2 separate regions of the Homo sapiens genome follow, and region 1 is linked to region 2. A link is a contact called in ENCODE Hi-C or POLR2A ChIA-PET data. All regions are on one chromosome and are shown on one strand. Each heading gives the region's core, a stretch centred on a gene start or an enhancer-like site at or near the end of the contact. The rest is flanking DNA. Distances are from core to core; before and after follow the strand shown.

Region 1 (6,459 bases), core at 1,497-3,996, 40 kb after region 2:
TGTTCAAAAATAGGCATAAAAATCTAAAAGAAAATGCATCAAGATATTAAGTTTAGTAATATCTGGGTAGTGATTTTATTTTCTTGTCTAAACTTTACTATTTCTTCCACCTTCATATTCCCCCATCCCACTTTAAATCATCTTTTTTTTAAGGCAAACAACTATTCTGTTAAACAGACAATGATCTACGTTTTTAAGAGAAGGAAAGAAAAAAAATGAGAAGGAAAGTAAAAGCTAAATTCTAAGAAATCTGAGGTGATAGCAATCGCTGTTCTTAATATTGGTGTGGTTTGATTGACTGTGGTGCTGAAACAAATCTATTTAGAGGGTCTTGTAGAATGAGACCCCCATGTCTTCTGCATCATCAGGACCCTTTGGGCTGTTTGACCAGATAAGCTGAGGGGAGCCCTGCCCTTGTTCATGGCTACACTGCCCTAAAGCCTGAGATTCAACTACTGAAAGACCTCAGGCCTCCTGTCAATCCCTCACCTGTGGTCTACACAGGGGTCCCCAACCCCCGGGCCACAGACCAGTACCAGTCTGTGCCCTGTTAGGAACTGGGCTTTACAGAAGGAGGTGAGCAGCAGGTGAGTGAGCATTACTGACTGAGCTCTGCCTCCTGTCGGATCAGCGGCAGCATTAGATTCTCATAGGGGCACTAACCCTATTGTGAACTGCGCATGCAAGGGATCTAGGTTGTGTGCTCCTTATGAGAATCTAACTAATGCCTGACGATCTGAGGTGGAACAGTTTCATCCAGAAACCATCCCCACTGCCGACTCCATGGAAAAATTGTGTCCCACAAAACTGGTTCCTGGTGCCAAAAAGTTGAGGACCACTGGTCTACACAGACCACTAGTCAGAGGAAAGTAAGGAGAGGGCTCTGGTCGGCCACACCCCTGCAATCTGACTTGGACTCTGTTCATGCTCAATGGCATCAAACCTTTGTACTTTGTCTCTGTGATTCACAAGGCATAACAGCCCTCTGCTTCATGACCAATTCAAGTTCACTACCTTAGTAGGGCTTCCATCTTGTTTATTTTCTGTGCAACTATCAGTCTCTCTAATTTAGAAAGCACTTCATTTAGGACAAACTAATATTCCACCTCTCAAGACAGCATATTCTGTTATAAACAGGCTTCGAATACCCCTTATCAGGCTTCAGATAACCTTAATCTTATTCCTCTCCCCTTCTGTCGGACTTAAAGTGCTGCAAATACATCAGCTGCTGTAATCTGATCAAAACTTGGCTCCTTAAATTTAAGTTAACATTTTAAAAGGAGAGGGTGAACGTTCATTGTTTCTACATCATTAAAACCTCTTACTTTGTAAAGTTTACATGTAGATTTCTCTGTCTTCTCCACTGGCTACCACCCAGTCCTGTGTTACAGTGACGAGTAAAATTCAGGTGTACATGTGGTATTTGTTCATAATAGTCACAGTAAAAATAATCACTAACATTAAAAAAAAAAAAGATTGTTCCTCTTCACGTGGTCTGTTCAAGTGACTCAGAAAGCAGAGTGATGCTGTTCTTTTTGAAATCAGCACGAATAGCCTGGACTAACAAGCATCCTTCGTCTTTGAAGGAGCTTAGCTTATAACATAACTCTGTCCAAGGGTGTAGAAGACTATCTTTGCCTTATTCTTCTCTTAGCCTCTCCCTTTTTTTCCAAATTCTCTATGAAAATATTAGTCACACTATAAAGTAGAAGACTATAAAATGTCCACTGAACGTCAACACTGATAAGTCATAGCACATTATTAAACGCTGCTATAAGGATTATTTGAATTACTAGAAAAGCATAACTCTCAGTTAAACTTTCAATTTTGAGGTCTTTGTAGATTGATATGCAGCTGTGAGAAATAACATAGGAAGATCCCTTGCATCCGTTACCCATTTCCCGCAGTGGAAACATCTTGCAAGACCATAATACAAAATCACACCCAGAATGTTGACAGTGATAAGATACAGAACATGCTATTATCACAAGTCTCTCTCATGTTGAAAGGCATAATTTTTAAAAGCAAAACAATTTAAAATTTTTTAAATGTTGGACAGAGAGACCAATGGGGTGAGAAATCAAAGATCAAGAAGCAGTTCGAAATGTTGCTTCCATTGAAGAATTAAAAATTCAAAGATACTGAAAAACTGGCACAGAAAAAAATAAAGGGCAAATGGATCTGAAAAGGTCATCCCAAAACAGAATTATTGTAAGTTATTCTATTCATTGTGGTGCCCAAAGAACTAAACTCAAGGGAGGGCAAAGAAGATGTCTGCGCACTTTACCCTGCCAGGCATTTATGAGGTTAGCCACGGTTACCTAAGTCTGAAGTCCTCAGAAACTCTTAACAGCCTAACGAAAAGTGAAGCAATGAATATCTACAGAAAAATCAGCACTCTGGGCCTAAAACAAAGGTGAAAACTAAAGGAAGGAAAGGTTTTTGCTTCAGTGCTTCAATTAATGGCAGTGAGCTACTGCAAATCAACTGAGCTTTACCTTGAAAGAAGCAACATTACAGAGGAATAGATTACAGCCTGTCCACATCTGCTCCCAACTCATCTACTTGGACATTGAAAGAAACAAATGTTTCTTTACAAATGTCTTCTCTTGCATTACAATTTTATTAAGAATTGTTTGCTGTGGGAAAAGGGCCAAATATGATTAGTAAAATTTCCTACAACAATGCATAGGCGTGTAGTCACTTACCATGCTGATGAGAACGTGCCCTTCCTGCCCTGTAGTAATGACTGAGGAGCCTCCCAGCTGAGCTTTATCACAGGGCCCGGAAATGACTCCACCTGAGGGCTGGAGCTTTCTTCACTTAAAGCAGTATAGCTTCTTTTTAGTTTTTTTAGTTATCTGGTCTCAGAGTAGCTGTGTTGGGCCTGAACAACCCGGGATAAAGTTTGTACACAGCTGCAGATGAACTACTGAGAGCTTATCCAAATCTGCGTCCAACTTATAACTATGTTGAAAAGAACATGTGTCTTTTAAAAATCACCCTTTTGGGTTAAGAATTTATTTAGCATTGGCAGAGAAAAGGAAGGAGTATGAGTAAAATTTTCTGCAACAGCAAAGTAGCTTTTTCTATTGCATGAGTACTATGTGAATATCTTCTTAAATAAATTTAAACAATCCCTGAATACATACAGCAAACCAAGACAGTGTCCTTTTTACATCTGTGTCCTATGCATGCCTCTCAACCACTACCACATCCAAACATATGGGAATTTTCTGTTTTTATTATTATTGTCTTTTGAACTTTTATATTATTATACATAATATATACTTATGTTATTATTTTTTATTAATTGCACTAAGATCAGATCACACATCTTAACTGAGTTCTCTCCTTATATATTTGCTAAAGCTTCCTTTATATTCTACTATATGGTCAATTTTTGAAAATATTCCATGAGTGTTGAAAAGAATGTGCATTCTACATTTGTTGGATGCAATATTTTAGATAGACCGATCATTCAATCAATCAATCTATTAAATCAAATGGATTTATTGTGTAGTCCAAATTTTACGTATCAATTATTTCAAAAGATGTATTAAAAGTTTTCATTATAATTGTGAATTTACCCATTATTTCTTTTTCTGTCAATTTTTCCTTTATACATTTTGAGGCCATGTTATGAAGAGCACATAAATTTTAAATTATTATATTTTCAAAAACTTTAACAATTTTTTATTTTTAAATTACCCTCCTTATATACATTAATTATTTTTACCTTAAAGTTTTTTTTTTTTTTTTTTTGAGATGCAGTCTTGCTCTGTCGTCCAGGTTGGAGTGCAATGGTGCGATCTCAACTCACTGCAACCTCCACCTCCCAGGTTCAAGCGATTCTTCTGCCTCAGCCTCTCAAGTAGCTGGGATTACAGGTGTGTGCCACTATTCCTAGCTAATTTTTTTGTATTTTTGATAGAGACAGGGTTTCACCATGTTGGCCAGGCTGGTCTTGATCTCCTGACCTCGTGATCTGCCCGCCTTGGCCTACCTTAAAGTTTTTATGATCAAATATTAATATTACTACTTTAATACAGTTTTTTGGTTCACATTTGAATGATGTATTTTCCCATCGTTTTACATTCTTAGAAACTTAAAACCTTTCCATATTCTCATATTTTGGATGTGTTCTTTGTATGCATGATATAACTGAATTTTTTTTCTATTTTTGTATTTGAATTGGAGAATTCAGCTCATTACATTTAATATAATAACTAATATAGTTGGGTTTAGATATAGAGTACTATTTTATTTTGTGCTTTCTGTTTGTCTCCATTTTCTAAGTTCTCTTTTCTTCCTGATCTTCTTTTGAATTAATGACATGTTTTGTTAGCATAGTAACAATTTTATTATTCAGTAATCAAAACAAAATTTCTGTTACTCAAGAATCTTGGTTTCTACCAATTCTTCCTTACAACTTTGAGAAAATGAAGAAACCATAGTGTTCTTCAGCAATTTTCTCCTGAACTTATTATAAATTATACTTTCTCTCATTTTGATCTTCATAAAGTCAATCCTATCTGTCTCTGTCAATAACTCCCCAAATGTTTAGCATCCTGGTAGTTCCATATAATGAAAAGAAAAATTAAGCCAGTTCCATTTTATAAAATCAGAATGATATTTATTTTGTTGCTGTATCAAATTTTCTCCCACTGGTCCCAGATATTTTCAGTTTGAAACAAGATGAGGGAAAAATCAGATAATGTGAGTATCTCATTTCTAGTCCACTGATGTACTCAGTATCTTTCATTAACTTTTAAAAATTGTCAGTCTGACATGGAGCTATGATTAACTTAGATTTACGTAGGAATTAGAAAGAAACTAGAAAAATCTCTTTTGTAGTATAATTTAAGAAATGCATCTTATCTTTTAGTAATTCCTTATTTCTTTGAAAGACTAAGTCTTAAAGAAAAAAGTTTCCTCAAGTGATAATAATTGGAATTTCACGTCTGAAGAGGCCTTCTGGGGTGATAGTTTTTGTGTCAACTTGGCTAGGCTGTGGCACCCAGTTATCCAATCTAACACTAGTCTGGGTATTGCTGTGCAGGCATTGTGGAGGTGTGGTGAACATCTCCAGTAAACTTTGACTTTAAGTAAAGGACATCATCCTCAATAATGTGAGTGGGCCTCATCCAATCAGTTGAAAGACCATAAGAGTAAAATGGAGATTTCTCTGAGGAAGAAATTTCTCCTAAGGATGGCACCTTTAGTTTCAGCTTTAGCTGTTACTCAGGAGTTTCCAGCCTGCCAGTCTGCCAGCCTGCCCTACTGATTCCAGACTTTACAGCCCCACAATCACACTAACTTATTCCTTAAAATAAATCACACACACAATACTGACTCTGACATACTTGGTGGCCACCCTTAGGTTCTGAGGGTGAAAAAATGGCAGAGTGATAAAAGTGTGGTATTTATAGTTACGATGTCCTTGTTCAAAGTTCCTTTCTTGGCCAGGCACAGTGGCTCATGCCTGTAATCGCAGCACTTTGGGAGGCCAAGGTGGGCAGATCACCTGAGGTCAGGAGTTCAAGACCAGCCTGGCCAATGTGGTGAAACCCCATCTCTACTAAAAATACAAAAAATTAGCCGGGTGTGGTGGCAGGCACCTGTAATACCAGCTACTCTGGAGGCTGAAGCAGGAGAATCACTTGAACCCTGGAGGCGGAGGTTACAGTGAACCAAGGTCACGCCATTGCACTCCAGCCTGGGCAACAAGAGCAAAACTCCATCTCAAAAAAAAAAAAAAGTTCCTTTCTTAAGTATTTTTCATTGTGAGCCAGTCAATTCACTGGCCAAGTAATGAGACAAACAAAACCTTCTAAGCATGAAAATTTGTTACAAAAAAAAAAAATTATTCAACTCTGAGCAATAATTCTGATTGACATTCTGACATTTCTGAAGTTCTCTTTGGTAATTCTCTGTTGGCAGCCTCACAACCACAGCCAGATCACTGTCCTTTGCCATTCTCTCTGGCCCCTACCATTGCACTGAAACCCCTTTCTCCTTCCTCCTCTGTTCTCCTCTCCTACTACTAATATAAATCAGTCTTTTAGACCTGCAATGTCTTTAGGAAGATAGTCTAAGCGTTAAGAAAAATGAATTACAGTCTACTTTGGATTAATAGCACCTTCTCTGGCCACACATATTTCATCTCAAATTTTATTGTTCTCTAAGCTCAACAGCTAGATTTTGGAGTTTTCCATTTTCCTCATTGGAATACCTAAGAGTAAACCAATATGGTAAACAAATGATTCATAGATGATTGATTGATTGATTGACTGATTGAGGCAAAAAATGAAACAACCTCCCCCCACATCACACATACACACACAGTGATAGATTTTAAGGGATGACAAACCTGATTTCAAATATTCTGCCCTATTGTGCCTATAAGTACACTTCTGCTTGTCAGAATGACAATCAATGCAGTCCACATACTTAGCT
Region 2 (7,119 bases), core at 3,927-6,426:
AAAGTAGAACAATAGAAATAATCCAATCAGAAGAAGAAGGGAAAAAAGAGACAGATAAAAATTAACAGAGCCTCGGAGGCTAGTGGGACAATTTCAGAACAGCCAACATGTTGATAACTGGAGTCCCAGAAAAAGAGGAGATACAAATTGGGGCAGAAAAACATTTGAATAAAAAATGGTAGTTAACCTCCCAAATTTGGTGAACGAGGACATTCACAAGTTTAAAAACCTTAGCAGACTCTAGACATAATAAATTTGTCCATACCAAGGCCCATTATATCCAAACTGCTGAAAGTCAAAGAGAAAGAGAAAATTTTGAAGCAACCAGAGAAAAATGATATATTAGATGCAGGGAAAAAATTGAATGACTATATACTCATCAGAAATGGAATGGAGGAGATGAGGAAACAATGTATTTATAATGCCAAAAGAAAAGAGAAAGCTCTGCTAATCCAGAATTCCATACCCAGAAAACTTATTCTCCAATGGTAAAAAGGAAGTAAAGACATTGTCAGATAAAAGAAAACTAAGATAATGTATCGTCACCAGATTTACAAAGGGAAAAGTGAAAAAAATTTTTCCCTCTACTCTCCTGGCTTCTCTCCACCCTCCTAGCTGGGGCCCTGTAAATTAGATTGACAGAAGACAGACTAACAAGAGAAAAACAAACACAAGTTTGTTGGCCGGTGCATCCTGCACGCCCGCAGGATAACTCAGGGATGAGGAACTCTGAGGGTGGTTAGAACTTGGGATTCTAGAGCATCTTAGCAACAGAGCAATAAATGTTTAGAGAAGTGACAAGACAAGATAAAATACTTTGAGTTTTTAGGGGAGGCAAATTGCAGGAAGGTAAATATACGAGGAAACTAATGAAAGATAAGGGCTAGTGAGTAAGGTTTGTTAGGTAGATTTCTCTGGCTCCTCCCGGCTAATAAAACTCTAGGTTGTCTCAGGGGATTAGGTCTGTTCTTCCTGGTAGAGAGAAGGGCAGACACCTTTACAAATGCATGTCCTGCCTTGGCAAATATGGGAAGGGTAAGAGCTTTTCTATCAATAGTATCTGCTTTTCCTAAACTGTCGTCAGCTCAAAATAATCCTTATGCCATATGGTATATTTTGGAGTCACATAGTTGGCTACCCTTCATCACAGAAAAACATTTAAAAATATTTGAACTGAATGACAATGAAAATACAACCCATTAAAACTTGTGGCATGTGGCTAAACCAATGCTTAGAAGAAAAGTTATATATTAAATAGCTTTAGATGGTTAGATTGTAAAATACAGGGAAAATGAAAATGAAGACTTCATCAATACAGCAGATGGCAGAAAAGAAAAAACAATAATAAATGGAAGAAAAGGGGGATAAAACTGTGCAAATAGAAATCACAATGTAAGATGGATGGTAGAAAATAATTCAATACATCAGGAGTCAAGTATCTTTACATTAGTTTATTAAAGTCCTTGGTTAAAACACAAAGATTGTTAGATTTAATTTTTAAAATTTAAATATATACCATTTACAAAGTAATTCTGAAACAGAAAAGACTGGAAAAATACAGCAAGCAAAAGTTATCCAACGGAAAGCTGGGATAGCTATTTTGATATCAGGCAAAGCAAACTTTATGAGAAGTATTATTTAGGATGAAGAGGTTAACAGCAAGATGATAACATGAAGAATTTATATATGCCAAACACTCCAAATATATAAAACAGAAATAGACAGACTTACAAGACAAAAATTGACAATCCACAAACACAACAGGAGGTAAACACACACCCTGCTAAAAGTGAGAAATCACGAACAAAAAATCAGTCAGAGAAAATAAGGGAGAACTGAAGAAGAAAGATGATGCTAATATTCTGTGTTCACATACAACTTTATCAAGTTATTGCAATACTATCTTGACATCAACCTTGCTAAAAACAAACAGGGAAGGCACAGCAATCTACATTTTAAAATACAGGAGACAGAGGACTAGGGAATGTGGGTGTCTGTGAGAATCAAACAGCCATGCTAGCAACCCAGGCAGAAATGAAAACGGACCTTCCCGGCTCCTCAGTAAAACTTCTCTCCTATAAGTCAAGCTCTCTCACACTTTGCTAATTCTCTCGTCTATCTTTATTTTACCGCCATGCTCAGATGTTGAGGAAATAATTATGTTATTAAGTGTAAGTGCTTTGAGCACTTTGGAGAAATGAGCTTTATAAATATGAGCCATTTCTATTCACCTGAGAAGCTGATCAGCTTTTTCTTCTCACCCTGGCCCTCTTTGTACCCTCTACAGGACATTTACATCCCTGAACAACATGCTCATGCTGAGTCCACGGAAGATACCAATGACTCACAAAGGCCAGAGAGAAGTGCAAGTGTAGAAACACGCCACATTCACACATCAGCCATGGGGAGGGAGGGAAATCGTTGTTTGCTAGAAATGACACTCCAGAGGTTTTGCTACTCATCATCTTCTTGCTGCCCAAGCCTCTGTTCAGTCCCCCACCAGATGCGTCATTCAAGTTGTAAAGCAAATGTACTATTTCTTGACATTTCTAGAAAACTACACCCTGGACTGCACCCTTACAGCTGCTCATGTCCATGAAACATTCTGTGTGGAACTCCATCCAGGCTAGCAGAAGTCACTGGACAATGCCAAAGCCCACCCAGGATGGACCAGTGGGAGCCGATGAGCCTGCTCTGTGTGACGAAGGGACGGCAGGCTCCAAGAACAGCCACCAACACCAAGACCCTTCAGTCCCAGCGAGGTGGCCTCAGGGTAGGAGGATTTCTAGGAAGTTCAGAGGAAACAAGGTAAGAAAAGAAGCCAGGGTTCATCGTCTCTCTTTCTAAACCCCATACTGTAGGGAAGTGGTCCTCATGCCCCCAGAGGACATGTCTGGAAACATTTTTGATGGTCACAGACAAAGAGGGGAGTGCTACTGGCATCTAATGGGTAGATGCCCAGGATGCTGCTAAATTCCTCCAGAGCTCAGGGCAGACCCCAAGGCCAACAAGGAATTACCTCACCCAAAATGTCAACAGTGCTGAGGATGGGAAACCCTGCCCTGGGAGACCAACGTTGCCAGATCCCTGGCATCTCAGAGCCCATAAGGCAGACAGGAGAGTTAAACTCAGGTGGAAATCTACCCCTCAACCTGCATAAATTCCATTACTGCATCATTATCTGAAATGGAAAGCAGAACAAAAACCTCACAAAAACTAGAACAAATGAATGAATGAAGGAACTAATGAAGGAATGAACTAATGAATGAATGAATGAATGAACTAATGAATGAATGAATGAAGTAATGAATTTGAATTGAAACACAGATTCAGTTTCATGTTGCCTCCAATCTCAAGAGGATCCTAGCCCAGGCAGCTCTGAAAGAAGGAAGAGAGGGAGGTCCAATTTCCTATCTCCATAAAGAGACTTAAAATGGGGAGTACAGAGTCTTGAAGTCCTTCCCCACAACAGCTTTCCATTTGTTCCTCCAAATGCTCATGGGCTTTAAAGAGTTTTGGTAATTTCAGAAGACCTCTTACCTCTTCACCTGCAGGAATTCACGAGAGTGGAGCAGCCGTCTGGGAGGAGGGCTAGGGACAGCCAGCCGGTCTTGCAGGGCCCCTTGTCATCAGCTCAGCCCAGTGAAAGGAGCACTGAGCCCAGCGTCAGGCCTGGTTCTCACCTGACTCTGTCACCCTGGGCCTGTGGGGTCCCAGCAGGTCACTTTTTACAGCCTCAGCTTCCTCATCTGTGAATAAGGGGTCAACAGACCGTAGTCTCCCACATCTCCCCATTACATATGGAATAAACTCCCAACTCCGCAGGCCTTTGGAGCACCTTAGTGCAGAGCAGCCTCTGCACCCACCAACACCTCCCTCCCATCGTCCTCCTTCTCTCCCGTTCCTCTCAGCCCTGGCTCAGTCCATGCTGATCCATCCTTTCTGTCTGAAACCCCTCCTGCTCTCCTCTCCTGTCTTGAGTAGACAGGACTGCTCTCTTCTGTAGCATTTTTTACCTACCTTTCTTTCTTTCTTTCTTTTGAGATGGAGTCTCACTCTGTTGCCCAGGCTGGAGTGCAATGGCGCCATCTCAGCTCACTGCAACCCCCACCTCCCAGGTTCAAGTGATTCTCTTGCCTTGGCCTCCTGAGTAGTTGGAATTACAGGCACTCGCCACCATGCCCGGCTAATTTTTTTTGTATTCTTAGTAGAGCCGGGGTTTCACCATGTTGGCCAGGCTAGTCTTGAACTCCTGACCTCGTGATCTGCCCGCCTCGGCCTCCCACAGTGCTGGGATTACTGGCATAAGCCACCGCACCCAGCCTTCCCTACCTTTCTAAACCATGAGGCCCTGTATGGTTAGGGGCCACAACTTACTTATCTCTGAACTCGTGGGTGTCTTGGCAATACCTGGTACACAGTAAGTCCTCAATAAATATAGGATGCATAAACGAGTAAAATCCAAGCCATTTCCCACTAAAACCTCCAGACCTCTGGTGTATGATGACCTGCTGTCATAGCCCAAAGGAATGGTTGAGTTTCAGGTATCCAGAGAAAAATGCAGGTGTAGAGCTTTCCCCTCAAACGTATTAACAAATAGATGGTGCTCAGTCATTTTCGCGGCAGGCTGCAGAGAAATCTTAAACTTTCGTGTTGTTTCACTGAGGGTACGGCAGAAGAGCCCAAGGAATGTGAAAGGAGAAACTTGCATAATTAGACTTTATGTGGGGAGTAGGCACCGAGTGTGTGACAAGCACAAGGGGCTACGTGTGCGGCCAGATGACGCTGCACGGTCAGAACCCACAAAACAACACGGCAACAGGTGGATTTTAAACCCCTTCTCTGCTTTCAAAGCAGGTCCAGGCTCTACATTTACAGAAGGAGAGTTAGGGCAAGGGGAATGTGGGGGAAACTGAAATTAGTTAGAACTAAGATCAGCAATAAAATTCTTCAAAGACACTGCTTCTCACTTTACCAGGATTTTTGTTTTGTTTTGTTTTGAGTTTTTATTTCTTCTTTTTCTTTTTTGTTCTTTGCTTTTATCAATGAAGCAAGTTGCTAGGATGCAAAAGGAGTTGGGGGGTAGAAGGGCGGGGTGGGAAGCAGAGGTGGGAGGGGTCGAGGTTGGAGCACCTGTCGTCTGCATGACGTGGACGGCTGGTTCTGGTTGTATTTTAAATGAAATCTCATCCCAGCGTAGACACCACGTCTGGAATTACGATCCACCCTGTGATCTGTCACTTTTATATACACACAGGGGAGGGGACCGTTTCCATAGAGAGGGAATATCACAGCCCACTTAGGAACAATACCGGAGAAGCAGGAGCCGAGACCCCGGAGCAGCCACAAGTTCATGGGGACGTGCACGGGGCCGCCCTCCTGGCCCTGAAGCTGCGCCGGCCTCCCTGAGCGTTTCGCTGCGGAGGGAAGTCCACTCTCGGGTAAGCTTGTGGCTGGGACTGACTTATGAAGGGTAAATGTATCTGCCCTAATTTAAGCAGGAGGTGCCATGCACTAGACAGGTGTGAGAGATGAGAGCTGCTAGCGCCCCTGGGTGGAAGCCCAAGGGAGCGATGCTGAACGCCCCCCACCCAATCAGCAGAAATCAGCCCCAAAGGGACCAGGGGAAGTTTCTCAGGGAGGCACAATCACATTCCCACGTTGGTATAGAGAGACCCTCTTTCCAAAGGTGTTAGATCAGAGGCAGAAGGTGTTCACACAAATCTGTTTTCTCTGAACAGAGCACAGCTGTGCACAGGAAAGTCAGTCCTCGGAGACAGTTTACAAATGGGGATGGGGTAGGGATGCCGGGGCTAATGGGAGCCACAGGACATGACTCCACGCCGCCTGCAAAGCAGCGAGGACACCTGCACTTACTGTTTACCTGTGCCACAAACCTTCACCTGTGCCATCTCCCGTCACTCTCGGGCACACCTGTGAAGCAGGTAACGTCTCCTTCCTAGGACGCGGCAAGTGAAATGCAGGTTAAGGGATTCACCCAAGAAAAGTCAGAGGCAAGGGAGTTTCCCCAGCCAGGTCCTCTGCCACCAAAGCCCAGAGCCCTTTGCCACACTAGGAACATTGCGGGGGTGTGTGCAGATACCTACAATGGCTAACTCCTACCTGTGAAGGGGAGATGGATGTTTGATGTTTATGTTTTCTGAAAATTCCTGTTCGCAATTTCTTTCCCAAGCATAGCCACCTACCAAAAATAACAAATGTGAGATTTTTAAAACGTTTTAAGTGGTCTAGTTTCAGTTTAACTTCTTATCAGTGTTTGCAGACAAACGGAGCCCACAGGAATAGCTCTGCACTTGGCAGAGATGTGTGATCAGTACTGTTTGCCTCCTGCCTTTGCTGCTTCATGTCCTGTCCTCTCCCTGTGAGGTGCTGGGAATTGGAGGCTGACCCAGGTCCCTCACGTTTCAGTGCTTGGCTCTGCCACAGCTCCCAGAAGTAACTGTGTCTCTTTACAGCATCCTCGACAAGTGCTACTGTCACCATAGCCCAAAGGAATGGTTGAGTTTCAGGCACCCAGAGAAAAATACAGGTGTAGAGCTTTGCCCCTCAAATGTATTAATAACTAGATGGTGCCCAGTTATTTTCGTGGCAGACTGCAGAGAAATCTTAAACTTTTGTGCTGTTTCACCAAGAATATGGCAGAAGAGTCCAAGGAATGTAAAAGGAGAAACTTGCAAAATTAGACTTTATGTGGGAAGTACAGAGTATCTTTTCTTCTTTGGGGAGAGTTCCTTTTCTTTTATCCTATAAACCCTAAACAAATCTAAACAGATCCTAAAAAGAAAAGTCCTGGAAAGAAATCTGAATCTACCTTCCAGCCCCCAGCCACTCACACACTTTGATGGTGAAACCATCCAGGGTTGCAAAGAACCCTTACATTTTAAACGATCTAAAACTAAGCTCAGCACCGGGCGTCCCTATCATGTCCAATTCACAGTTCTGGGAGGTTCCTTTGCTGTGTAACTTTGCATCATTGCTGATGGTAAGGGGACACCTTTCAATACCCTCACAACCGTGTGCAGGCTAGAGCTGAGGGTTTGCAGAGAGAGAAAGGTCTGCTACCTGCAGATGCACCAAGAACAGAGCGCCACGCAGGAC

The links. A loop is a pair of places that touch in the nucleus more often than their neighbours do. ChIA-PET counts read pairs that join two places held with the same protein, here RNA polymerase II (POLR2A).
Region 1: a loop to region 2 is called in a map with no recorded cell type, with 12 times the contacts of the local background. The contact joins the promoter of TUBAL3 here to the promoter of UCN3 in region 2. A Hi-C loop is called at or near these places in 1 of 37 single-sample maps with no recorded cell type. POLR2A ChIA-PET finds 5 or more read pairs at or near these places in 2 of 52 experiments (OCI-LY7 and activated T-cell).

Annotation. Positions count from the first base shown.
Region 1 is chr10:5,402,082-5,408,540 of GRCh38, forward strand. It overlaps TUBAL3 (tubulin alpha like 3), which reads right to left and starts at 2,747. Exons shown (of 4, transcript NM_024803.3): 1 at 2,709-2,747. The coding sequence starts at 2,711.
Region 2 is chr10:5,359,790-5,366,908 of GRCh38, forward strand. UCN3 (urocortin 3) reads left to right here and starts at 5,177. Exons shown (of 2, transcript NM_053049.4): 1 at 5,177-5,441.